2 separate regions of the Homo sapiens genome follow, and region 1 is linked to region 2. The links are chromatin loops, found by intact Hi-C in ENCODE. Cell type or tissue: B cell. All regions are shown on one strand. Each heading gives the region's core, and the rest is flanking DNA. Links, peaks and the distances in the headings are about the cores only. Region 1 overlaps AP3B1 (adaptor related protein complex 3 subunit beta 1). Region 2 overlaps AP3B1 (adaptor related protein complex 3 subunit beta 1).

The links. Hi-C counts contacts between places; a loop is a spot of excess contacts. Peaks named below come from ENCODE experiments on the same cell type or tissue, not always from the same donor. Only the 100,000 strongest peaks of a DNase experiment are listed, where the experiment ranks them.
Region 1: a loop joins it to region 2, with 6 times the contacts of the local background. A loop is called at or near these places in 1 of 110 quality-filtered maps.

The regions. Positions count from the first base shown.
Region 1 is chr5:78,104,631-78,115,981 of GRCh38, reverse strand. It overlaps AP3B1 (adaptor related protein complex 3 subunit beta 1), which reads left to right. Exons shown (of 27, transcript NM_003664.5): 19 at 2,059-2,230; 20 at 5,628-5,775. Among named protein-coding and RNA genes, the nearest start is that of AP3B1, 180 kb to the left of the region's middle. In B cell, for the core only: no CTCF peak of the experiment used is centred there; DNase peaks (open chromatin) are centred at 5,971 and 7,261; H3K4me3 peaks cover 3,865 bases; H3K27ac peaks cover 5,000 bases.
Region 2 is chr5:78,215,730-78,227,080 of GRCh38, reverse strand. AP3B1 (adaptor related protein complex 3 subunit beta 1) reads left to right here. Exons shown (of 27, transcript NM_003664.5): 6 at 1,473-1,539; 7 at 10,844-11,026. It also overlaps the pseudogene ATP6V1G1P6. Among named protein-coding and RNA genes, the nearest start is that of AP3B1, 73 kb to the left of the region's middle. RefSeq lists an enhancer at 4,929-5,038. In B cell, for the core only: CTCF peaks have their summits at 4,498 and 4,703; a DNase peak (open chromatin) is centred at 4,850; H3K27ac peaks cover 750 bases.

The DNA of each region.
Region 1 (11,351 bases), core at 3,741-8,740, 110 kb after region 2:
ACTCTTTAGTTTTCAAAGTAATTTTTAATTACTAAATTCTCTTTTTACTTTACAATATCTCTTGGATAGTAGCTGATACATTGGTATAGCTGAAACAGGAACTCATACTTTTCTGAATTCTAAACCACAATGCCTAATATATCTATTGAAAAACATAATTTTACACTTGATGAACTTTTAGTGGGGTCTTTAAAAGTAACTTTCTTTTACAAAAACGTAAAGTTTATTTTATACCTTGAAGAGTCTTTTTCTCTTTCATTTTATACTTATCTCTTTCTGTGAACCTCTATAGAGATAAAGCTAAAATTATTAAGTCTCTATATACTATAAAAAAATCAAACTAAAGGTTGAGGGTAACTATATGCAGTGAAAAGAATGCTTAATAGGAAGGATTTAGAGGCCCTGGCTTTTACCTATGCAAATTGAATAAGGCACCTACTTTTCTCTATATCAGATAAATGAAGGGGTACAGTTAAATATTTCTTAAAGTCCCTTCATTGCTAAAATTCTGTGAGTGATTTGCATAATGAAAAATAGATTGTAGTCACTTTCTGATGCTCTTATTAACACTTAAGCTAATAGGCAAATCTGACCCAAGACCAAACGACACCCAACTTTCTCTAAAATCTTTATTCCTTGGAGAACCAGGGCCTGTCACTCTTACATGGTTATCTGCTACCCTACTGTAAGGTAATTCACTCTTCTTTTCTCTGTCTTCCTTATCAAAAATCTTTGTTTTTAGTATCTGATAAATTAATCTGTGATACATTACCTGTAATTTCTTTCATTGTTTATAGCATAAGCCAGTTATCTGACTTAATATGTATGTGCGTGTAACTTGGATATTACCACAAATCTAAAATGTCCTTATTTAGTAGCTTTATTTTAGTAAAATAAACTTTCCTGTTTGTAAATGATGATAATGATGAGTGCCTTACCCTGTGGCAGACCCTGTTGTGTTCTAATCTCCTTTGTATGTTTCAAATCATTTAATCTTCACAACAGCTCTGAAAAGTAACTAGTGTTATCCCCATTTGCTGAAAAGGAAACCAAAACCCAGAGAAGTTGAATAACTTGTTCAGTTTTACAACTGGCAAGTAGAAGAGCCAGGATCTGAATCCGAACACTAACTTGAGAACCCATGCTTGTACCCCTTGTAAGCCGTCTTAAAACAATACAGGCAGTCCTAGGTTTTCACTGTGATGGACCTTCCTGATGTTGGTATTATTTAACCATTAGAATGTTTAATTAAAGGTTATGTTCCTGCCTAAGAGGGCTTCGTTACATAGATCACAGGCAGGGCAACAGTTTGTCCTTTTGTCTGGGACACAACTCTGTAGTTATAGTCATTTTAAATAGTAAAAATTATGCTTCACTTAAAAAATACACATATATTCTTCATGTATTCTCTTCTGCGAACAGTCCTAGCATACCATAATTTACACATAAAACATTTAAAAGTATAATTCCTCAGTGTAACTTGATCATCTCTTTGACCTATGGAAAACTCGTTTACTAGCTCGAATAAGTAATAACTCTTTAATTAGTCATTTTGCCTATTGTCTTTGAATTTGGAGGTCTTTCCAAGTGATTTGAATGGCTCATTTTCCTCTCAAAATTTGTTCCTAAGAAGATTCAACTGTTGCCTTCTTTTACTCTAAATAGAATTTCCCATTACAAGCAGAAGAATTCAAAATTATTTCTTTAGCCTTACATCAATCCTTACGTAATTCTTTAAAAGAAAGTTTTTGACATAGCTATATACTTTGGGGTTTGAAGTGAGATTCCCTCAAATTTGGTTTACTTGGTTCACCTTTGCTTAGCTTTTCTCTCCTCGTTGTCAGAGCATCCTCTGTCTGCCTCCCTCCAAGCTCACAGTGCTAAAGGAATCCATAGAGCTGAAAGAATGGGGTGTGGGAATAAAATGTTAAACAAGTGGTGTCCACTGAACTAAAATTCAACATCTGGTTTCATTTGTGATGAATATTGACAGTTACAGGTGTCCGTGTGTCTAATTAAATGACTATAAATCTAAGAACATCTGGTTCTGTTTTTCAGAGAGTGAATCTGGAAGTGAAAGTGGAGAACAAGGCGAAAGTGGGGAGGAAGGAGACAGCAATGAGGACAGCAGTGAGGACTCCTCCAGTGAGCAGGACAGTGAGAGTGGACGGGAGTCAGGCCTAGAAAACAAAAGAACAGCCAAGAGGAACTCAAAAGCCAAAGGAAAAAGGTAACTTATTTTGTCAGAATTTCCTTCAAAAAATATTCTGTGAAAGTTTGCCCCAGGCAGAGATGTTTCTTATTAATCAAAAAATGGTGAGAGAAAAAAAGTGTGTATTTTTTTCCAGATATTAAATCTTTTTAAAATTAAAGTGCTAGTTGTTCACATTATTTTCCTACTTGTAATGCTTAGCTTTCATTTTGAACTTGAACATATCTTGGGGTTACATTTTGAAAATTGGTATAACCTTGGAAGGCTGAGTTAAGTGATCAAGCAATAGGTATGAAACACTTAATTACCTTTTGTAGCGATTTTGCTGAGGGCTAAAATTAAATCCTTCAACACTTTGCCATTATGTAACCAAGACAATTGATTTTTCTAAATAATGTTATATTAAAAAGATTATGATCCAAATATTAGAGTCAAGGGCTGTGAAGGAAGACGGTCATAAGATCTTTAAGTGTTAGCACTTTTTAAGATCTCCCATTATCAATAACATTATCATGTATTAAAGTGTCATTAAAATTTTGAGTAATTGGGTCTAATATCTTGGATTGTGCAACTCTGTTTTCCCCGCTGCTGTCAGCGAGTGGCCTCTGCCGACATGATGGTCCTTTCCCCGGGAGCCTGCTGCCCGCTCACTTGATGAGCTTGCAGCCCGGCTCAGTCGTGGCTGACAGCACTGATTGGGGCGCAGTACGCTCTCTGCTCCTTTTATTACAGACAGTAATTAAAGCAGCTCTCCCTGCCACTTCCATAACAAACACAGCATAATGCCCTAATTATGACTTTATTAATTTAAGTCAGGATTTAATGATTTTAAAAGTGATTTATATTGTTTTTCCTGTTCAGAACAAATGAAATCTGTAGGTTAAATTAATACAGGCTTTTCATCATTGCAAAGTTAAAAACCTAGTTACCAGTAAATTCTTTTCATTAGATTAACATCTGAAACTCTAAGCAGTAAGGTAAACAATAATTACCATCAAAATTGAGTGATGCATAATAAAATAACACTTTTACTTTTAAAATCTTATCTTAAAAGCTAGAAGTTGAATATATTTAGAATCATTCACTTGTTGCAGCAAAGGAGCTACTTGGTTTATAATAGCCTTGTCTTTGAGAGAAATCCTGTACTTCTGCTTTAATATCAGCATGTCTATGATGATACGAGTTATAAAACATGTCCTGTTTCTAGAAAGGGAAAGTTTTGTTCAGTGCATGAAATGTCCTTTCAGATGGCAAAAGTCAGTATACTCAAAATTTGTAGTCATGTATTAGGTTTATTATTCTTTTCTTCAGAAATGGATTTTTCTCTTTACCCATGTTTGAATTTAAAAGAATTGTTTATTACAAAGAGAACCACAAATACATTCTAAACCTTATATTTTTAAGTACACATTTTAACCAGTGAATTGGGGATAATAAATTGCCATTTTTTTGCCAGGGAAAAACAACAACATATTTTTCAGTCTTCAAATATAATTACATGTGCTCTGAGATGTTACCATGGCTCCATTTTTAATAAATAGCAATCATATTTCCTCCACAAAAATCAATTCTAGGAAATATTGATTCTTTCCTTGTCTCACTCCTCTCCCTCCCCCTGTATTTTTCTGTCTCAGAATTTTTTTTAACTTTGCCAGTATGATAATTTTTTAAAGCTCCTAATAAGCTTTAAACATCTTCAAAAACCACCCTTTAGTAATCATAAATATTTATGACCAAATTTAAATTTTACACTCCAAGGTATTTTCATTTGAAGGGAGATAGTATGACATAGTGGAAAAAATACGGACTTTGGAATGAGACAGGCTTGAGTTCAGATTCTAGTTCTGCCCCTCTTGTTATGTGCCCTTGAGCAGGTTATTTAACCTTTCTAAATATTAATTTCATTATTGTAAATGGGATAATAATGTACCCAGGAAGAGTGCATTTAAATTAGATAATTAGTATGATTGGTATGAAGTGCCTAGCCCTTTCTGGCCCACAGTAGATTCTTAAAAAAATACACACACATGTGGTAGAGAGAACTAGACCTTTAGTTTCCAGGAAAATATAAAGCACCACAAGGCATTTGTCATCCCCTGAGAGAAGGGTGTTTGGTCATCTCACATGTTATTCCTTCTCCTTGGAGAACTGTTTCCCTGCCCATCTGCCAGCCTTACTCCTATATCTTGGCTTATATGTCTCTTTCTCCAGGAAGCATTCCTAATTGGATCAAGTTTTTTTAGGTGTCTCTCCACATGTTCTCCTGACACGCTATAATTTATTACTTATTACTTATTATACTGTATTATCACTGCAACCTTATCTGTATCCTCCAGTGGACCGTAGACCCTGTAGGGTAGACACACAGAGATCCTCTGTGTCTTACTAACCATCGTTATCCTTAGCACCTAGCATAATGCCAACATGTAGTCAATAATTAATAAATATTTGTTGAGCAGGTGAACAAATGAATGGTGTTAAGCACTTAGGTATGATCATTTGATATTTTAAAAGTTTATATTTGATTAGCTTAAATTTTTAGCAAGATAGTACTTTAGAAGAATTTCCTTTGAACTGGTTAACATTTTCTCATAGAATGTGTTTAAGGTCACATTTGGGAACTTGTGTAAGTAATTTTCTTGGGTAGAAAATGTATAAAATACAAGTCTATTTTAGCAGAAGTAGATATATAAATATTTAAATATATTACTAAACCAGGTGTGGTGGCTCAAGCCTATAATCCCAATATTTTGGGAGGTCAAGTTGGGAGGACTACTCGAGCCCAGAAGTTCCAGACCAGCCTAGGCAACCTAGTGAGACCCTGTCTCTACAAAAAATATAAAATTAGCTGGATGTGGTGGTGCATGCCTGTAGTCCCAACTACTTGGGAGGCTGAAATGGGAGCATCGCTTGAGCCCGGGAGGTCAAGGCTGCAGTGAGCCGTGATTGCACCACTGTACAATGAGACCCTGTCTCATATACGTATATATATACGTATATATACATGAATATATATGTATATACGTATATATATACATGTATGTATACATACATACACACACACACACACACACACACACACACAGGCACAGTATTTTGAGATAGCGTTTTAAAAAATCAGCCTAAATATCTTTAACGTTGTTACTGGTAGTACTTAATTCTTGGTAAATCAAACATTTAATGTTTTCTACATTGCTTTTGATTATATTGTTTAGTGTCATTTTATGACTTTTTGCATTTGAAATTTGTATGACAGGATAGAATTGAATTTGAATGGGTTCTAATTTATTTGGTTATGGGTAATACCTTTTTTATTACCTCATTAATGTATTCTGGAATTTAAAAACAATTTTTTTATAAACTGCTTATATAAAGGAGTTAAAGTTCATATTTCAAAATTTACTATTATGTGTAGTGATTCTGAAGATGGGGAGAAGGAAAATGAAAAATCTAAAACTTCAGATTCTTCAAATGACGAATCTAGTTCAATAGAAGACAGTTCTTCCGATTCTGAATCAGAGTCAGAACCTGAAAGTGAATCTGAATCCAGAAGAGTCACTAAGGTAAGAGATTATACATTTGTTGTAATTGAAGGTAAATATTCTTATAGCAACTAAAATAGACAACACCATCCTCATCTACTCCTGTGATTTTATTTTTTCTAGATAAGCCTTTCCCTTATAACCCAACTCTGCAGAAATGCTAGAAACTTTAAAAAATCTCATCCCTTGCCACTGAAATCAAGGAACTCTTACGCATATGACCTTTTTTGTTCTTGGCTAGGTTGTGACAAGGGGGGGGTTTTGCTGAAGGGGAAGTGAAAGGAAGTCACAAAAATAGTATTGAGCAAAGAATTATAAGTGTACATACATCATAAGAAATTGAGACTATTCACTTTTTAAAAATATTGGGCATTTTGCATAATAGAGTGTGTTTTAAGGCTTCAATTAAAGAGTATACATTCTTTAGTTAGTAAGAATTTGCGTAGCCATTTATTTAAAAACAAATGGAACCACTTATATAATAAAATAATAATGCTTTTTGGTAATAACATTTTTAACACTGAATTTTGCCTGCTTAGCAGGAAAAAAATAAAGTATAAATTGCAAAAATATAGTTATTAATATAAAATGTATTCTATCTGATTTCAAGTCTAGTTAAAAGAATAAAAATATAGAATTCAGACCTAACGATAATTATCTTTTTGGTCTTTAATAATCACCCCCTTCCTATAACTGGACCATGTTCATGCTAGACTTCAAGTATAGTATTTTTATATACAACTGTGTTATTCTGTTTGTTGAAAATATGGCCAAACTCTGCCTTTGATTCAGTTCAATTTCTTCTTAATCCAATATTGTTTTCGTTTATTTGTTCTGTTAACTGGAATCTCTTCAATATGTTATCTGAGTAGGCAAGGATGAAAATTAATTTATTGAAGTAGACAATTGCCCTCCCCCATCCAGAGATTTATTGTTAAAGAATGTTTTAAAAATTGGCTAGTATTTGTCTTGCCTTATTTCACATTTTCTTGCATATATTAAAACCTATCTTAAACTTGAATTTATATTTAAAACTTGTGTCTGTATATAAAATAACCTGAGATTTTTATTTTTAAAAAATTCACATAAAATCTTAAGAGATTTTATGGTTTATTAATCTGGCCTCATATAAAAACTTATCACTTAGTGAGTCTGATGTACTCTCATTTCATACTTACATCAAATTACCAGAAAGTTTAAAATGTTATTGAAAATAAAGAGAGTTACAAATCGACAGTAAATACAACCCAGAGTAAGAAGTATTTTTTAAAAATGACAGAACAAGAAATCAGTGAGTGTCAAGTGGTAGAAGTTATTCTTAGGAAATTTTGTAACAGTTGAAAAATTATAGACTTCAGTGCCTCTGTAGTATTAGAAGCAGAGCTTTAGGATCCCATTAAAAAGCCACAGTGGTTGAACATCATGTTGTGTTGTACCCCTTCCTCCCCCTGAAAAAAACAAAAGAAGATAAAAACCACAGGGGCACTCCAGGTCAGTGATTCTGTTTGTTTCTTCTTTGTCAAAGACTTTCAGTGATCAGATTAAATCTCTTGATAGTTAAAAATATTTTCCTATAGAACGTCAGTATAAAAAACCTCAAACTATTGCAGTGAACCAAGGCCTTTGAGAAATTCGGGTTTCGCTCACATTGTTGATAGTTTTGTGTTCATGTGTTTCCCTTAGGTGGCTTATTTTCTTTATATTAGAATGCCTTTTCCCATCTATAATAGGCATACAGGACTGTGGAGTTTTTTGCTTTAGTTTAGCAACTGGAATAAGTACTCTCCACCTTGGAGCTACCATAACTACTTATTTATTTCTGTTTCTTTCTGAATGATTTGGTGTATACCATGCAATTACAGAATATACCTATTTTCTAATAATAGGTGACTATAATTGTGGAAAAGTCCTCCTTGCACCAAGTGTTGTGGCTTCTGCCCTAAATTATGAGTAATGAAGGCAGATGGTGGGTACTTTACTTTAATTTAGCATGACAATATGTTAGTGCTGAAAATTCATATGCCTTATATCTGCAGCCTAACTAAATCTATATTTTTACTCTTTCTTTTCTTTTTTTTCATCCAGACAATGTGTTTTGAGGGCACTGAGCATGAAAATGCGACCTAGGAGTTACCTTGAATATATGGCTTTCAAAACAGTTAATTTTTATGGTAGTCCTATGAGATAAGCATAGTGTTCTACTTGTTGGGAGAGAATATCTTTGTTTCAGTTTCCTCATCTGTAAAGCAGACATGCTAGTACCTACCTTACTTCTTTCAAGTGTTATGTTAAAAATAAAATATGAAAGATCAATGTAACACACTATGTAACTATAAAACAACAGTTTTAACATTTTTAAAAATTCCATAAAAGATCAACAGTATTGGAGAACATCAAATGCTAAAAGTAACCTAAATTTTTTGGTAACTCTTAAGTATCCTGCTCTTTTTTTTTCACTCTTTTTACACTATTCAAGTTGTAAGGCAACATTTAATTCTGTTCCCTTACCTACAGCCTCTGAGCTTAGCCACTTTCCTTAGAAGACAGCTGCCATCCACGGTCAGTGTTTCTGCTCTCTAACTCACAATCTCCATTTACCCTACTTTTCCTTTGAACGCAGCTCTGTGTAAGACTCGCATCCACTTCCCCAAGGGTAACTCCTACTTCCTTTTGGTCTTGTTTTGTTAATAATCATCTGTCTCCTTTGCACCTTTAATCTCTTTCTCCATTCATTCCTTTTCTGCCAACTGTGGCATTCAGGTTTTTTCAGCATTTAAAGAGAGAGAGAGGGAGCATGGAGTGAAAAAAACAGAGTGTGTGTACATGAGTGAGAGTGAGTTTAGAAAAATATTCTACATATCCTCCATCTTGTACTTCTTAACCCAGTTATTTCCAACTCTATCCTACACATACTGCTCTCTGAAAAGGCAGCTATGATCCTTCCCCAAACCCAGTAGCCTTCTCTTAATCTTGATCTTTTTTTATGACTATTCCCCTACTACTTAAAAGTCTCTGCATCCCTTTTGTTCTTACTTTTTTGACCTTTCATTCTTTTGGTTGCTTCACTTTTTACACGCCTCTGACACCCAAGTGTGAATGTTGACCCCAAATTAGTACTTAGTACACATTAGTCTTTTGAGATATTAATTGATGTGAATGAATTTTTCTTTAATCTTCTTTTTTCCCTCTAAATTTTTCCTGTTGTGAGACCTCATTCACTCCTATAGCTTCAGCTAAAACATTTATATTAATTACTTCCATGGTAACATCTTTCAGTCTTTACATTAAGTTTCAGCTTTTCTTCCCAAATTCATACCAAATTTTTAGACCTCTCTGAGGCTACTGGTTTTCCAAACCTAATACAATCAAAAGACATGCTCTACCATTTGTCACCAGCATTCTTTTCATTCTCCCAGATCTGAAGCCCCAGAATTATCTCTGACTACTCTGTCATTCTGTATGTTTAGATAGTTACCAACTCCTATATGTTCTGTGCGTTATTTCTCATGTCTGTTTCTTCTTTCCCTACTGCCACTATTCTAGATTAGCTCTTCATTACCTGCATAGACCATTGCCATTGGTCATCCTCTGACCAATGCTTTCCCAACCCCAAGTCCTTCTATACAACTGCCAGATGGATATTAAATTCACCTGTCCTGATGGCCCACTGCCATTTGAGTTCAGTAAACTCAGGCTAGCTTGCCCAAACCTACCTTGTCTTAACCCTACCCACCTTGTGTTCTTTCTTTCTTTCTTTCTTTCTTTTTTTTGAGACAGAGTCTTGCTCTGTCACCCAAGCTGGAATGCAGTGGCATGATCCCAGCTCTCTGCAGCTTCGACCTCCAAGTCTCAGGTGATCCTCCCACCTCAGCCTCCTGGGTAGCTGGGACTATAGGCATGCACTACCATGCTTGGCTAATTTTTTGTATTTTTAATAGAGAGGGGTTTCTCCATGTTGCCCAGGCTGGTCTCGACCTCCTGGGCTCAAGCGATCCACCCACCTCAGCCTCCCAAAGTGCTGGGATTACAGGCATGGGCAACCGTGCCCAGCCACACACACTAAATTCTAATCCCAGTGGAATATTTGTGGTTCTATTAACACTCTGTATTCTTTCCTATTTCTATGCCTTTGTTCTTTCTTTTTGCATCATTTACTACACAAAATAAAAGCTAGGGAGAAAGTGGCCTCATATCACTGTGACCCTCCACTTCTCCTAGTTGGGAATGGCTGCAGGGAATGAAAAATGTTACTGATGATGGGGTATCACTCATGTGAATGGGATAGTCAAAAGGGTGAGAACCACAGGTGGATTATTTATGTTCTTAAAATGCCCCAGCATATTCACGAGGCACAAAACTATAGTCACACATTCAGGTGCCATGTTTGTTTGTTTGTGTTATTGATTGGAATATGTCCTCATTTGAGGTCAGATGTTGTTAGTAATGACCATAGAAAATTTCCTTGTTTTAGTTATAATTATGTTGATTGATAAGCGTATTTTATGTGTAGGTGTTATTTTCTGAGATATATTTAATTGAGAAATATTTTTAGTATAGTCCTTTCAATGAAGTAATTCTTTTGTTCCAAATAACACCTATAACAAAATTACTTTTAGTAATTCCTTATTTTAAGTGATTTCACATACTTTACACAATGTAAAGGGGAAATTTTTTTTTATATGAAACAGTGGAGAGAAAATTCAGTGATGTAGACCACATTGTGTCAGGAAGAGATTCACATTTATATCACTTTATCCTGTTTTTGACCAATATAATTAAGTTATATTCTGCTTGTAGTTAAAATTATGTGAACAGATGGTGAAAAAATTTATTTAAAATAATGCTTTTAAAGTTTCCAGGATTTTTATCCTTCATGAAACCTAGGCTTCAGTGTTCTTACAACTACCCAGTATATTAGAGTGCTCCTCCACACCATAGTTATTTCAGCTACGTTGTTAGTCCACTATTCGCACCTTATTCATGATGCAATATTCTAGTTATATCTGTAGTGTCTGTGTACTAATGGCTGAAGATTTAGATACTCTATGATTAAAATGATAAAAACTTTAAATTATGATTGTAATTTATTGTGAGTAAATTTTATGTATTTTCCTTATATGAACATTTTAATTACATAAACTATATAAAGCATAATAATCTACCAATGTGAAATAAATATTAAGTATTTAATGTACTTGCACTTAATAATACTTAATATTAAAAGCATTTCAGTATTTGAATTAAAACTAAGATTAAGGTACATACTAGCTATGAAGAAAATAGTACCAACTGTATATACGTAGCAGTGTTTGAGTTGCTCTTGTCAGTTGTTTTTATCTCAGGTTATATTTGTGTCTCAAAACTTTGCTAATTCCTTTTGGGAGGTGCAAAGAAACTGAGTGAATCTCTTAGGTGCTCTAACGATCAGTCACTAGGATTTGACTGGTGTCTGAATGTCAGTAAATGTTAAGATTTGCCTTAATAAAAGATTTTGGCAATAAAGATCTTTTATTTGAAAGATTCTTGGGGATAAAGTAAATTTGGCATGTGGTGTGAAATAAATCATGGATAAGAGTGAAAGGAACAATTTTTTGATT
Region 2 (11,351 bases), core at 2,150-7,149:
TCTATCTCATGTACACATATGCTTGTATTATTAGAAAATTGAGATTTTTTTTTCCTGTTTAGGGTAGAATCTTAAGTGTCTGATCCTCTCAACTCACTTATATGTGTTTTCCTTTCTTCCATCTTTGTTCCTGCTGCTCCCTTCGTTGTCTAATTCTTTTCCAGAGCTATTTTATTAAGTAATTTTAAAAAGTGTAGTGATTTGAAATATAGTGTGCTATACCATATCTGTGTGATATTTTAGAAATGTTATGCAATATTATACAATGCCCTGATCTCTGTGGAAAATTTACTGTCCAAATAGAATTGTCTACAACAATTTGGTATTATTTTCAGCTATCATTTATTCCTCAAGCTTTTTGAGACTCTCTTCTGTTTCTGGTGTTGTATTCACAGTATTGTGCTATGTGTATTTAGATGTATGAAAACAGTAGAGGATGTGGCACTTAATTATGAATAGCATATCATGTATTTGAGGAAGAAGATCAAAGACATACCAAATAATTAAAGGCAATCTATAATGAATAAGATATTAGCACTTGATATATATGTATATACAAAGGTACACTAGCAATGTCTTTGATAGGACAGGGACCAGAGATGATCATATTTTGTTACCGGAAAGTAAAGATGTAATGAGATGGGATTGGTAGTGAAATACTGCTTTGAGAAGGAAGACTTAAGCTGAAATTTGAAAGAATTAAAAAGTTTGTCCAGATAATTATAATGTTTAGTAATAAATGTGTATGTTTGTAGAAAGTGAAACCTCATATTCCTATGTTAACTGCCAGACAAGGTTTTATCATGCTTCTCACTCACCTTTTCTCCTTAGAAACTTATGGGATAAGATCCATGCTCACTCTAACGGCTTAAAAGTCCTTCTATCATTGGGCACCAGTATATTCCAGCCTCAATGCTTGCCTCTCCTTGCCTTGAGCTTATAGTCTGTTAGTATTCTATCTCAAATGTTTTAAGCTTATTACTACCTCTTATTTTTCCTAGTTTTAGTTGGCAGATTTTATAATGCATGTCTCTATCAGTGAACTAGTATGATATAAAATTCTTATTTGGAAATTCTCCATATTTGTTTTTGGGAAGTATGTATGCATAGTAAAATAATGACTGCTATCTAGTTATTTTTTTCCTCCCAGTTGAAAAGAGTTTGTGGTTTATCTACTTACAGTCGCTTTCTTGAAGTTTTCCAACTCTTTTAGAAGTGAACTTGTTCTTTCAGTACTATCTTAACTAAACCATTGATATCTGGTTTAGTTAATATGAACAATATTAGAGGGAAAGATGAGGACACATTCATGAGAAAAACCATCCCATTTTATTTGTTTTTCTTTATTTCTAACTTATAATTCTTGCTCTCCTTTCCCTCTTTAAAAATTTCTCAACATCCTTGAATTGGTGAGCATCATGTAAAGCTAGAATTAAAGGGAAAAATTAATATGTTATTTTTGTATTTTTTAGCCTTGATCCAGAGCAGAAGGAAATGTTAATTGAAGTAATTGAAAAACTTCTGAAAGATAAAAGCACAGTAAGTAATGTCTTTTTACGTCTTTGACATAAAAATGTACTTTATTTACATAGTATCATTTACCATTATATATTTTATATAGTTGTATTTATTGATTTCAAAATGGTATAAATATTAATGGCACACAGGACTATTTTTAAAGAACAAAAATTTTCATGTAATGAGAAAGACTGCATTTGGAGTTTTAGATCGTTATGTGTTTCTTCATCAGAATCTGAAAAAAGGCAAGTTGAGAAAAAAATCTTTAACCTGTGGCTAAGTGGTTAACATGGTAAGATCAAGGAATAGAGGTGACCTATGGGGGATGTGAGTTACTAGTGTACTAGTATCTTAGATGGGGCTTTTGTACCCACTTTATATTTCTCAAAACTACTGAGGAAAAGGATTCCAGCTCATCTTAGGATGCTATCATCAGGGAGTATGTACTATCTATGCATGGCAGCTATCTAATACAGTAGGCAGTAGCCCTGTGTAGCTGTAACTATTGGTTTATGGCTTAGCATTTGATCTATCCTGGATAATGTTCAATAAACATTTGATTAGAATGTGTATTCTGCTGTTGTTGAGTGGAGTGTTCTATAGATATCTGTTTTTTAGTGTTGTTCAAATCTTCTACTTTGCTGATCTTATGCCTACTTGTTCTATTCATTATTGAAAACAGGGTATTGAAGTCTCTTTAATTCTGTTAGTGTTTGCTTCATCTATTTAGGAGATTGGATGTTTGGTGCATGTATGTTTATAATTTTTTTAATCTTCCTTTTGTCATTGTAAAATGTTCCTCTTTATCTCTAGTAACATTTTTTTGTTTTAATGTCTGTTTTGCCTGTTATAAATACTACTATTCTAGCTTTTTTATGGTTGCTGTTTCCATTATATATCTTTTTCCATCCTTTTACTTTCAGCCTGTTTATATTTTTGCATCTATTGTATGTCTCCATAGACAGCATATAGTTGGCTCTTGTCTTTTTATCCAGTTTGCCAATGTGTGCCTTTAATTGGAATGTTTAATCCATTCACACTTATTGTTGTTATTAATATAGTTGGATTTTAAGCTGTCATTTTACTTGCTTTTATATGTTTCATGCCTTTTTTGTTCCTTATTTCTCCTTTATTGCTTTTTCTTAGATTAAGTGAATATGTTCTAGTGAACATTTTAATTCTTTTCATGGTTTTTTTACTATATATTTTTGAAAATATTGTCTTATACATGGAGATTATACTTGTAGTTTCATTCCTAGACCATTTAGTAAATTTCTGTTAGTCTGTAGTGTACCAGAAATCATTATTGCATTTCTTCTATGCATAGTTGGTATAACGTAGGAGGTAACTAAATATAGATTGATTATAAATGAAGATAGAGAAAAGAAATTTGATTCCTTTTTGTCTTCTGTATGACAGGCATGCTATCTGCCAGATATGAAGTCAATATTATTAATATTATGGTTAACTTGATTTTAATAATTTAAAAAAATACTTAGTGCTTTTCTATTATAAGTGCAAGAGATTGGCTAAGTACCATGGAGAGTAGTAAGATCTACAAGAAGCAGATCTGTCATTTTAATGAGTTTTACCATCATTTCTGCTACATTATAGACTAAGAGAAATTCTTTGGATGGCCTGGGAATGAACTCTCTCTGTATAATATGTGCATGTCTTCCCAGACAGGATACAGCATATCATAGGTAAAAACAATAGCGTTTGAATCAGATAGAACTGGCTTAATGTCTGAGCGTCTGCCACATAGTATATGTACCAATTCTTTATGAGTTTTAGGCTCCAGATTTGTAGGGTTTATAATATCTAATTTATAAATTTGCTGTTTGTGTCGAGAGAAAGAACTATTGTATATAAAACCCTCAGCACAGTGCCTAACACCACATGGGATGTGATTAAAAATTCCAAATAAGAAATAAGTACTCAAAAAGATGTAAAGATACAATATCTGTGTAAAATTGGAATGTCTGTTTCCAAAATACACCAGAAAGTAAAAAATATTGAATACTTGTTCATCACAGGTATTTAATATTTGTTGAATGACTGTTGAATTAATTTGTTACATTCTTGGTGATAGTAATTAAGTGTGTAGTATCGTTTTTAATGTCTCCCTCACCCCCCTGCAGTGGTTTCATGCTCAGTGTTCATAGGTAGATTCTTTGGGGGCTTTGGTGGCCTACCCTTTGTGAGGCACTCATTTTTCCTAAAGTGTTATATACTATATGTTTATTTTTTTTAATTAAGAATACATATTTCTTTTTCTGTCTATAGTAAAAAACAAAGTTTTTACTGACACCTGTAATTCTGGTGGTATAGCACAGAGTTCCTTCCAGCCTCCTTCCTTTTTATATTTGAAACTGCCTATTCAACATTAAGAAATGTGGCTCTGGCCACGCACCATTGTTCATGCCTGTAATCCTAGCACTTTGGGAGGCCAAGGTGGATGGATTGCTTGAGTCCAGGAGTTCGAGACCATCCTGGGCAACATGGTGAAACCTTGTCTCTACAAAAAAAAAAAAAGAAACAAACAAACAAACAAAAAAACAAGAAACAGGGCTCCTATTTCCACAATCTGTTTACATTTTTGCTGAGTCTCAGAATGCAGAGAAACTATTGCTTCAGAATTGCTAGCACTGTACCTCTGTGGGGTATACAGTAGCATGGGGCCTAATAATTAGAGTTAAATATTTAATTAGAGTTAAATATTAGTTTAGAGTTGTTTTTGTCTTTAATCTTTTTTTTAATGTATGGTAAATCAAAATTGCTTCAACTATTTATATCTTTGAACTCGTTGTGTTGGTATGTAAGAAAGCTATTGATTTTTTTTGAGTGATAAATTTTATATTCTGCTTTTTTACTGAATTCTTCTATTGTTTGAGTTAATTTTCTCATTCATCCTCCTTGGGTTTTTTTTTGCATGACAAAGAGTCTTTACTTTTAAATGATTATCAGTACACCAAGTAGTAACATGTAACAAGTTCTTGAATTCTGTCCTCTTTGATTAAGTAACTAAAACTGGCCCAAACAATTATACTAGTGTTCATTGTTCTAACCACTAGCAGGAATGGACTACCAGATATTGCAGAAAAAGGCCAAGACTTCACCCCTCTTCTGCCTAAACTGCTTCCAGATGGTTCTCTTCTCCTGGGTCTCCTCTACTTTAATGCTGCAGCTGCCTTGGGATCGCAGGGCAGCAGCCTCCTTGGCCTTGAACTCTTTCTCCCTCTGCAGGCAATATTGTTCAATTTCACCTTGAACTGCTGCTTTGGCCTGCTTCTCCCTCCGGTTCTTTCACTGCAGGTCTCAGACACCCTTTTCAGCAACCTGCAGCAGCTACTGGATCCCCTGAGACTGACTGGCCATGACAGCACCAACTCTGAGGCAGAAGCAAGCAGCCTAAATCTCTCTCTCTTTTTTTTTTTAGAGAATGAATCATATCTGCAAATAGAGATGTTTTACTTCCTCTTTTTCAGTTCCTAGAACTCTAATTTCTCTTGCCTAATTATATTGTTTAGTGCCATCACTACAGTTGTGTTCAATAGTAGTGGAGATGGTGGGCATTCTTGCCTTGTTTCAGTCTAAAGGAAATGCTTACATTGTGTTTGCATTAAGAAAGATGCTGGCCCTGAAGATTTTATCTTTGAAATATAGTACTTTTGCAAGGTACTTCAGGATTACTTGATATGGGTCAATTGTTTTGCCTTGGTACTCAGTGAGTCCTTTCAAAATGTAGATTCAGAATTTTTATTATCTCTGGCAAAGTGTTTTTTTTTAAGATTATAATTTTAAATATTAATTCTGTTATTTTTTTTCTTTTTCAGGGATTCCTATTTTATGCACATTGGATCTTCTTTGCCTGTTTTACATTCCAATCATTGTGTCTCTAAACCTCTTCTTTCTTTATCTCATTTTTATTCTTTTGGTTCTTTTTCTACCTTTCTTTAATACCCCTTTTAAAATTTTCATTCAGTAATTTTATTCGAAGGGCACCTTGCAATTTAGTCTTCACATCTGATTATTTTTGCTCTCTTGATTTCTTTCCTGTTGTCAATCAATCCTGATTTCTTTTGTTAATTTATAACTTTAAAAAATTTATAATTTATATTTATATTTCCTATCTTCAAATGCTTCTCTTGAGGGTATTTAATTCATTTTGAAGTGTCGTGTTGTTTCCTTTTGCTTCATCATTTATATTTCTTTGTCGGTAATTTTTGCCAGTTGAATTGTTTTGATTTTCATTTTCTGTTTTTAGTACTTACAGATTACTTGCATCTTCTTATTTCTTTGGACAGGATTGGTGATTTGATTTTGAGGTAGCTTGCAAGATTCCTAGTACAAGAGTACCCTCTCTGTTAGAATTACAAAGTATGTTTTCTTAGTAGATGGCCTTTTGGTGGGAGGGCGTGCATGCATAGGACCAGTATATGTCCCCAAACTATTTCGAGATATGTTTTGTAGCAGCCTAAATTTTTCTCTCTTCTTTTCTTTTCTGCCTAAAAAAGAAGGGTCTTACTCTGTCACCCAGGGCTGGAGTGCAGTGGTGTGATCATGGCTCACTGCAGCCTCGACCTCCCCAGCACAAGCAATCCTCCTGTCCCAGCCTCCTGAGTAAATGGGACTATAGACATGCACCACCATGCCCAGCTAATTAAAAAAAATTTTTTGTAAAGATGGGGTCCCACTGTGTTGCCCAGGCTGGTCATGAACTCCTGGGCTCAAGTGATCTCGCTTTGGTCTTGCAAAGTATTGGGATTACAGGCGTGAGCCACTGCACCCAGCCCCTCTTATTTCTTTTTTTCTGTTATTTCACAGTTTCCAAAGGACTGCTCTCCCCTTACTTTTTTTTTTTTTTAAGCTAATTTTCTCCGTGAAACTTTCCCTTTCTACACTACCTCATTGAATCATCCTCTCTTTCAAGTCTTTCCCTTATAGGCTGCTCTGATCTACCAAGAATCTTTTCCAGTATTTTCACACTTAGGGTGTTCTTTCTCTTTCTGTTGTTGATTTTCGTTTACTTTTAGGCCTGCCATTAACTTCTGCTTGCTTTGTTCCAGGCAGTTTTTTTTCTATACTGTTGGAGGTCTTTGTGAAGTTTTGTGATACAAGCATGAAAATAGTTATCTGGAATTTAGGGTTTATATTTCTACTTATATATAATTTGAGGTTTAGAGATTCTCTGTTTTGAAGTTAGGCTTAAAGCATGGGTTTTGGTCCCTTGTTGTTTTTTTTTTTGGATTTGGGTTGGGAGATTCAGACTTACTTAGGCATCATCAACTTCTCTACCCAGTATTTAAATTGGCTGTATTTTGTGAATGTTTTCTGGTAATTTTTTCTTTTGTGTGATTATAATCCATTGTAGAAAGGTTAAAAATATTCTACACAGATATTTGTGGATCATATCTTAATTATTACCTTTTTTTGGTCACATGTAATTCTTCATTGAAGGAAGACAGGTACATTTCTCCCCTGCCCCCCACCACCAAATTTTTAATGTCAGCATTGGCATTTAAAATCAATAGAGGATCAAAAATCACTTTCATTTAAAAAATCTCCCAGTTAAATGTACCAGGTCTAATTTATTTCCACATTTTGAAAAGGAATTTATTTGTTGCCAGCAGCAGTTTTTTGGGATCATTATTACGATGATGACATTGGTGTTGCTGCTGATACATATACATTTGAAAGATGTTGATCTATTAAACTTTCTTCATTTAACCTCTGTTGATTTTGAGGCATACCATCTGTTGCTTCTTTTAGGCTAGAGGATATTTTCTTTCAATTGAGATCTCAAAGAAAATTAGTTCCATAATTCTCATTTTAAGGAAAGGTGGAATTATAAATATATTAAAATATAATAGAATGGCTTTTCTCTTTTACTAAAGACCAGTATGTGTCATATGAATAGTTTTTTCCTAAAAATAGAACATTTTAGTGTTATTTAGGTAAAAGATATTACAGAAACCTTACAACTGTAGTCAGTGAACTTAAAAGGGGGCATCTAATCTATATTCTGTCATCTCCAATCAACTGTTACCATTTTTCTTTATATGAATTTTTATTGTTTATTCTTAAATTTTATACCATTTTCATCTACCTTCTCAACATGTCCTAAACACTTTCCTACTTTACTACAAGCCTTTTCTAATGTTCACGTATGAATTTATTTTTAAAATTAATAAGTTTCTCTTGTTTTTCTTTAAAATGTAGCAATCCATATTTGTTGACATTCTTTTCTTTAGAACACTTTAGAAGCAGAGTGGTATTTATTTCCTTTTCCTTTCAAGTTAATCCTAAATAAATCTTTTTGATAACATCGAACTTTCTGATAGAAAACAGAGTTTCTTAGGAAAACAAATTAGGTCAGTGCCTGCTGAAAAACTGATTTATGTATATATTTTTGATGACATAAAATTTCCTCTTTTTGATTTTTGCTATAAAATTATGTTTAATGAATAGATTGGTAGTGTATAGCTAAACCGTAGGGATAAGACACAAATTTTAAGTTATTGATTTAATGTTGATAAAAGCCCCACCGTTATGTGCAAAAAACACACCCCTGAGTTTGTACAGATGTTTTATTGTGATAGATCTATTATCCAGCTATTAGAAGATAAATGACTGATCTTTCCCATTTTCCATGCCTCAAGAAAATTGAAATAAGAAGGGGAATATCATTTGGGCTGTATGATTAGGGAAGGTTGGATGGCCATTAATTTAAGGGAAGAAAATCTTGGCAGCATTGGCCAACTTATACCATATTATCAATCAAACCTTGATGCACTTCTTGTGATGACCCAGCACTCTCAGGTTTTTGCAATGTTAATTAGAATTCATGACAAAATAGATGCAAGGAAACGTTTTGTACCCTTCATAATTTTATAGAAAATTTATTGTTATTAGAGGAACCATTTGCTTAGTGTGATTTTTTTCATTACCAGCTTGTCAACTAGCATAGATAATCTAGAGAAAATATGAACTCCATAGATGGGGTGTCACTTTTGTTGATGGTTCATGTAGTTTACCTTGGAGCACAGCTAATGGCTGAAGTTCATAGCAACAGCACAGAAAAACGTGGCAACCAAGGGAAGATAAATGAACCATGTTTATTGCTTTAATATAAAAAATACATAAATGGAAAACTGCATTTGAATTTGATGAGCTCATTGCTGGTTTTGTTGGAGTGATTTATTTTTTCCCTGATATGAAAAGCTACTATTGACACAGTGAGATGGAAGTTAACTGTCTGTTTTTTGGAAACCAGTATTTTTGGTTTTAAAATCTGAGTAGATCATTTAATTTTAATTCTGAATATTTTATAGAATATTGAACATTTAATAAACCAAAATTATTAATTTTCCTTGTAGTGTTTAGCCCAGGGTCAGATTGTTAAAACTATATGATTAAGTATCTAAAATGATCAGTTTTATTTTGTAAAAGTACTCTCTTTATATGCTTTTTAATTATTTTGATGTTTTCTTAAACTTTATTTGGTTCTATTTAATTAATGATATTTGTTAGTACCTTAGAAGGTGTTAGTACTTTAGAATTATTGTGTACATGTAGCTCTTGGTTTAATGAATTTAATATTATATGGTAGCTGATTTTCCATTTAATTGTTTAGTATCAAAACACATTTGGAAGAAAATAATTGCTAAGACAGAATAACTTGATTTTACATAGTATTTTAAAAATTGAAACTGTGAATTACCTGTTCAATTTCATGGATCATTTTATCCTAGATACTATCCTTTATTTTTGCACTTTAACACCCTTTACCAATTGATGTTGATATTAATATAAGGTTGATAATACATATATATAGATGTTTATATCTCACAATGAGTTATTCTAGAGTTTAATGTCATAAACTTAGTTGTAAGATATTTTAAAATGATACTAATTGTCACTTTATAGAAATGTAATTATCACAAAATGTAATTTCTAAAGAAATTATGTCTTTTGCAGAAGACATCAAAATGTGATTGAAAGCATGAGCTTAACTTCCTTGCCATATCTATAACAAATAGAAAATTATATATATAATACATTTTTATATAGTTCACACAAATAATCAATTCTGTGCTTTTTCGATTGAGGTGCATACATGCTGGGACCAGCAGGCACCAGTACATGGTTAGGGCTGGAGTCAATAAATGCAGCTTCACGTTTATACTGATTGGTAATTCATAAAATCCCCACAGGACTTGAAACTTGTTTAGCATAATAGCGAGTCTATATTCTGAGCTGTTTTCTTTCAATTGTATTGTTGGTTGCATATTAATAAACTAAATGTCAGCCAACTAGAGGGACAAACACTCAAAATATGAATATCATTGTATCTAATATTTTTCAAAAAGTACCATTTCAGTAAGTTATATTTCTATTTAATTGCTTATTTTAAGTCATTGGGGAAATTTTAGACACTAAAGTGAAGATCCCTAGTGTTCAGATAGAATATGGTATTAATTTGTTTTTCAAAACTGTATTATATTGTGGGCTAACTGCACATATATCATTTGTACGTATAGAGAAGTATTTGTATAATATATATTCTGCTTAGTTTGTGTCTTTAGAGTAAAGGAATCTCAATGTTACCACTTTGTAAAAGCATCACAGTTCAGAAACTAACATTATGATTCATTAACTGGTGTTGGAAGAGCCCCCTTTTGTTAGTAATATATTATTCCAACTTATACACATTGTTATGAAAGTGATAAGAGCCCAGGTGATGTTCTAAAATTTCAGCCAGTGTGTTTTCTTTGTAAATAAATTATATTGGGTAAAAACCGGTGGATTAAGATGTATATGATTTGAAAGTGTTCTTCTATTAAAATTTATGAATTTCTCATATACTTTTTAACATAAGTTCATTTTAGAATGATTGTCGTTCTCATTTTAAACTGACACAATGTGAGCTTTGTTATTGTCTTGATTCTTTTTCTGAATATTATGAACAAAGTACTGAATTTTTAGATTAGAATTTAGGTTAGCTTTAAACATGAAAAATGTGCGTGATTAATGTTTAATCCACATATGAACAATGTGTTGAAATTTAACCTGGTGAAATAAACACATCAGAATTTACTTCTCTTCAGAATAGTATTTTCTAGACATATTAGAACTATTAAAATTATTCTTTGACGAATAGTCACCATAAAGTTTGTTATTCAAACATGAACATTCATTTTAATTGAATGACTGAATACTTTAATACTGATTGGCATGAAACTGATTACTATAATGCCTGAGTAAGACCTTTGATGTAGGGGAGAAACATTTTTTAATAAGTTACTATTTCTTTCTTTTCTAGTTGGTAGCTGGCAGTGTTGTGATGGCTTTTGAAGAAGTATGCCCGGACAGAATAGATCTGATTCATAAAAATTACCGCAAGCTATGTAACTTACTAGTGGATGTTGAAGAGTGGGGGCAGGTTGTCATAATCCACATGCTAACTCGATATGCTCGGACACAGTTTGTCAGCCCTTGGAAAGAGGTAAGTGTTGAACAGTCTTCCACTTTCAAGTATACTAAGAGAATGGATGAGCTTTTTAAAACTTGGGCAAAAAATTAGGAGTAGTAAACTAGAGAAATCTGCATATTTAAGGAAGACTCATTTGTCTCTTGTTCTTTTACTAAAGCAGGCAACCAATATAAATGCAAGCATAATTATCCATTATTTTGGCACTGATTGATACATATTTATTGGTGTAAGTATATACACTTTTAGTTTGATACTGGCAAGAGGCCCTTGTTAGGAGGAGCAGCATGACACAGTGTTTACAGTGACATTGCCAAACCATGGATTTTTTTGGTTACTA